Regions from separate parts of the Homo sapiens genome. Here region 2 is linked to region 1. Evidence: read pairs that join two places in POLR2A ChIA-PET (ENCODE). Cell type or tissue: PC-3. All regions are shown on one strand.

What was found. Peaks named below come from ENCODE experiments on the same cell type or tissue, not always from the same donor. Only the 100,000 strongest peaks of a DNase experiment are listed, where the experiment ranks them.
Region 2: POLR2A ChIA-PET joins it to region 1 with 5 read pairs; 9 of 35 experiments call an interaction of 5 or more read pairs at or near these places.

Annotation. Positions count from the first base shown.
Region 1 is chr20:46,389,906-46,392,405 of GRCh38, forward strand. The region is part of intron 6 of ELMO2 (engulfment and cell motility 2); the gene reads right to left. LOC124904917 (a long non-coding RNA gene) reads left to right here. Exons shown (of 3, transcript XR_007067614.1): 2 at 843-1,212. Among named protein-coding and RNA genes, the nearest start is that of ELMO2, 15 kb to the right of the region's middle. In PC-3, no CTCF peak of the experiment used is centred here; no DNase peak of the experiment used is centred here.
Region 2 is chr20:46,305,757-46,308,256 of GRCh38, forward strand. CDH22 (cadherin 22) reads right to left here. Exons shown (of 12, transcript NM_021248.3): 1 at 2,499-2,500. Among named protein-coding and RNA genes, the nearest start is that of CDH22, 1.5 kb to the right of the region's middle. In PC-3, CTCF peaks have their summits at 1,470 (motif pointing right) and 1,674; no DNase peak of the experiment used is centred here; H3K27me3 peaks cover 2,313 bases.

The sequences.
Region 1 (2,500 bases):
GCACTTTGGGAGGCCAAGGCGGGCAGATCACGAGGTCAGGAGTTCGAGACCAACCTGACCAACATGATGAAACCCCGTCTCTACTAAAAACACAAAAATTAGCTGGGCATGGTGGCATGCGCCTGTAATCCCAGCTACTCAGGAGGCTGAGGCAGGAAAATTGCTTGAACCCAGGAGGTGGAGGCTGCAGTGAGCCAAGATCATGCCACTGCACTCCAGCCTGGGCAACAGAGTGAGACTCCATCTCAAAAAAAATAAAATAAAATAAAATAAAATTTATAAAACTGTTAGACAGCAGAAGAGGTTTCTCTTGAGGTATTAAGCTCCCTGTCAGCAGAAGCAATCAAGGAGAATCTGGACAACCACCTGTCAAAGACGCTGTAGAAGGGATTCTTGCATTGGGTGAAGAATTTAATCTGATGTCCTCTAAGGTCCCTTTTAATCCTAAAATGTGAAAAGCCTGGCAATTTTTTAAAAACTTTCTCTTAGAATCCATATGATTGTTCCTCAAAGTGACAGTTCTGGGGAAACTTTAAGAACATCAAGGAGCCAGAAACAATTTCCCAATTGTTTTTTGAAAATGAAGGCTGGTGAAGACAAAACCTCCTCCTAGCACATGAACTTTTCCTAGCAGGATGCCTGCCTCCTTTTCTGCAAGCTGCGGCTAAAATCCCTCCTCTAGTATTCACTGGGCTTTCCTTCCGCTGAGCTCATTACTACATAGTGCCTCACAATTTATTGTTTCATCATTCTCTGTTTTTTGGGTGTTAATTTAATGTTCTCCACTAGAAAGCAAGAGACTTAAGAACAAAAACACACCTGTCTTCTTTCCTTTTTCTCAGTGTTAAGCAAGTGACTGGAGCCCAATTCCTGCTGCCGCCAAGGAGTCAGGCCTGCTGGCCCTCTCCCCTTTGCCTCTCCTCTTTTACTATTACAAAGCTGGCCCTTCAAAGCACAGTGCTCTCTGCAATACAGAAGCCCTCGCTATCTCTACAGTGGAGAAAATGTGCGCCACGGGAAAAGGTCATAGCATAGAACAATCTGAAGAGCACTGGTCTGCATCCCACTTAGAAACCTCCAACTCCAAATGTCAATTTTCCTCCTGAGACAGCATTTCTGGGCTGCTGCCTCCCGCTCCAGAGAGATGTGCTTCTGGGAAAGTCAACTACACTGTGCAAGAGGTCTGTGAAATGTGTCGGCACTTCCATAAAAGTGAGTAACTCCCAGACTGTCATATTAAATTACCAGAGCTTAGGAGGGAAGAATGAAGTCCTTAAGATGAGAAGAGTTCAGGAGAAGAGGGGGAGGCAGAAGAACATGATGGGAGGAATATGGGCCTAGAGTCAGACAGACCTGGGTCTGAGAGCGGGCTTGGCTACTTTATTAGCTGTGTGACAAGTGGCAAGTAATTTAACCTCTCTAACCCTCAGTTTCCTTGCCTACAGAATGGGGCTATCAAGAGTACCTATCTCATGGGATGTCTGTAAAGATTAGATGATTTAATTACACAAAGTATTTAGCAAAATATAGGCATTCAGTAAACGCTGGCTGATATCACTTCATACCTCCCCTCCTCTCAGATGAACCAGTCTCTCTCTGCACCAAGAAAAGAAGTGCCATCATGCCCTTAATTTTCTGGCTGCCCTTCTACAAATGTAACCAAAGGTGCAACCATATTGGCTGTCTTCTTCATGGGCCTAGCAGTCAAAGTGATTCCCTCTACCTGGGCTTTGAGTCCTTCCTCTCCTGGTCCAGTAAGGTCCTGTTCTATTGATTACCTGCTTTCCTGCACCTTCAACCTTCCTCTCTTCCATCTGAACACATTCTTAAGGGCACATAAAAAATTGCAACAGAAACAACCAACACGAAGGGTCAGAAAGGTGGGGAACTGGGCAGATGGGGACAGGAGTTGCGGGGAGACCTTTTGCTACATCTCTGTGAAAATTTTTGATTTGTGAAACACATGAATGCTTTACCTGCTTTTAAAAAGCACATCTTTTTGACTCCACGTCCCCTTCGCATTATCACCTTCTCTGTGTTTTCTTTTAAAACCAAGCTTCTTGATACAGCAGTAGACTCAAAGTCCTCACTGTTTTACCTTTCTTTTACTTGACCACTTCAGTGTGGCCACCTGGCCTCCCCACCATAACTTTTTTGTGAGTATCACCAGTGTCCTCTAACCTCCCAAGTCATTAGACAGCTTTTCTGCTCTCAGTTTACTAAATCTCTCTGCTTATTAAAAATTGCAGACCATACTCTCCTCAGTCCTGACACTCTCCCTGCCCAAAGCTCCTCAGTCACTTCACCTTCTTGGTGTTCTTTCTACCCTTCTGGTTGCTTCCTTAGTGACCTTTAAGGGCTGCTCTTGCACAAATCAGGGTCATCCTCCATTCTCCCCTTTCCTTCCACATCTAGCATATCACCATACTCATAAAGCTTACCTCCTAGATACTCTTCATATCCATCCTTTCATCTCCATTACCACTTGCCTTCACTGGGC
Region 2 (2,500 bases), 84 kb before region 1:
GTGGTAAATAAACTGGCTGCTCCGAACTTTGCCAACTCGGGAGGAGACGGGCCCTCCTGGGCTCCCTGCCTTAGCTATGGCCCGGCCCCCTGTCAGACAACTTCAGAATGCAGCGCTCCTGCAAAGCTCTCAGAAAGACCAGTGCCTGGGGAAGCAGCAGGGGCTTTGGGGGTTCCAACCTCTAGGTATGATTATTCCAGAGCACGACCAGAAACATCCAGAGATCACAGCCACCCTTTTGACAGAAAGGCTGTGACTCACCCGGAGGTCACAACACACTTTTAGGGGCCAAACTTTGTCCTCTGCTTCTGCTACTCGGCGTCTCTGCTAAAGGCATTCAACAGCTTTCCTCCGGCACTGGCCTGGGAGCACTGGGGGTCTAACTTGAACACCTCATGCTGAATTTAGAGCAAGTGTCTTCTTGTCCTGCCTGCAGCGTGAAGCCAAGAAACGGCTCTGTTTTGCCCCAGGCCTACCCAACACATAAGCAGCGTTGGTGAGGCCTGGATGTCAAGATGCCTGGGTTCCTATTCCGGCTCTGGGTATAGCTTACCATGTGACCTCGGGCTGCTGTTGCCAATCCTTGAAAATGGAAAAGAGGGCAGCCCAGGTGGTCTCCAATGTGCTGCTCACAGTTAGGAATAGGGAAAGGGGTTGTCTCCAGGGGTCCCCTGATGGGGCCACCCAAGAGGTACAGGTGCCCCTTAGCTGAGAGAGACCTGGCTGGCTTTATAAAGTACCTGCCCCCGAGGCACTGGCAGTGGTGGACCGGGAAGGGCACACAGACATCTCCAGGAAGCAGTGTTTAAATGTTGGCAATGCCCTTCCCTTCCAGGAGGAATGGAAGAGGAGTGTCCCAGACACTGGGACAAGGAGGGAAATAAGGGTGAAGTAGAGAAATGGCTGGGGCAGGGAACAGTTGAGTGCTACAGAAAAACTGAGGCAGACAGGATAGAAGATGGGTCGGGGTTGGGGGGGACGAGGAAATGGTCATTGGTGGGCAAAGACCAAAGGATGTCACTATGGGTGTAGAGGCCAAGTTTCAACAAGGGCTGTAGACTAGGGGCAACTGAGGGGGACGGAGTGGGCACTGATGGACACATATACGGGATACAAATGAAGGACAGAGAGTCGCGGTGGTTAGGGAGGAGCCTTTGGGCCCTAGGGCAGTGGTGATGCTGATATAGGGTATTGGCGCTGACCAGTGGGAGAAGAGGATGAGATCCTGAACCTGGGTGGAGAGGGAGAGAGAGCTGGCAACAGCCAAAGCCCTCAAATGAGCCGCTGCCTGTGCTGGGGGCACCTCGGCCAGCCCCAGAAACCTGGGGAGTGCTGGAATCAGCCCCACGGAAAAAGAAGCTGGCATGCGCAACCCTGGCGACGCCCGAAGGGTTTGGAGAGAAGAGGTTCCAAGGAGCGAGCACCTCGGAAGACCTGAGCAGCTTCAAACAGCAGCTTCTCTGCCCGCCACAAGGGGGTGCCCTGCACCTCGGGGAGACCTCGGGGGATCCTGGATCAGCCCTACCCTCTGCAGCCCCGCCTGGGACAGGGCCCGACGTTGCCAGAGAAGAGGCAGCGGGGAGGCGCGAGCGAGACGGGTCCACACTGTGCCCACCCAGGGCTGCCCGGCACCCCGCGCGCCCACGCAGTCCACTCTTCACAGTAAACGCCGCGGCCCCCGAGGGTTAGCCCTAAGTGGCGCTCTCTTTGGACGTTAGGCTGTCGGGGGCCCCGTCCTTCTTCCCCAGCGGGGACGGTGTCTCCGGAGTCGGGTCCTAAGGAAGAGAGCAGCGCTGGCTCTCGCTCACCGCCAGCCCGCCCGACGGCCATAGGGCAGGGGGGGTCGCGCCGGTGGGGCCGGCAGGGGTCCCTGTGGGCCGCCTCCCCGGCTCAGAGGGGACCAGAACCGTGCGTGTCGCCGCGGCTGGAGTCAGCCTCCGGGTGTCCCCGGACGCGGCACGACCTCGCACACACACACCGCGCGCACACGCTCGCGCCGTGCGGTATTTTCCCGGCCCCGGACCCCGCCTCTGGGAGGGGCCGGGGAGCCGAGCCCCGCTAGCAGGGTTGGGGGACCGGGAACGCCTGGGTCCCAGCCCTCGCGTCAGGGCTGTGCGCCACCTTCCCAGCCCCTTTTGGCGCGCCGGCTCGGCCCCTGGCGCTGCCACCCCTCGGCCCGCGGGGGTCCCGGAGGCTCCCGGGCGCGCGGCGGACGAGGTTGTGGGGACGGGTGGGAGCTGCGGGCTTCGGGCCGAGAGGCGGCTCGGCTCCGCGCCGGGGAAAGTTTGGACGTGGGAAACTCCCTCCCCGCCCTCCCGGCCGAGAGGAGGGGGCGCGCAGGGCCGGGCGCAGGCACCCCGGCTCCTCCTGCGGCTGGAGGCTCGCCCCCCGCGCCGCCTGCCCGGCCGCTCCCGCCGGCCAGGGGGCTCCCTCCCTGCCGGGCAGCCTCCCCTCGGCGGCGATCCGGCCGCTCCTCCCGCGGCACCCCGCGCTCTTACCT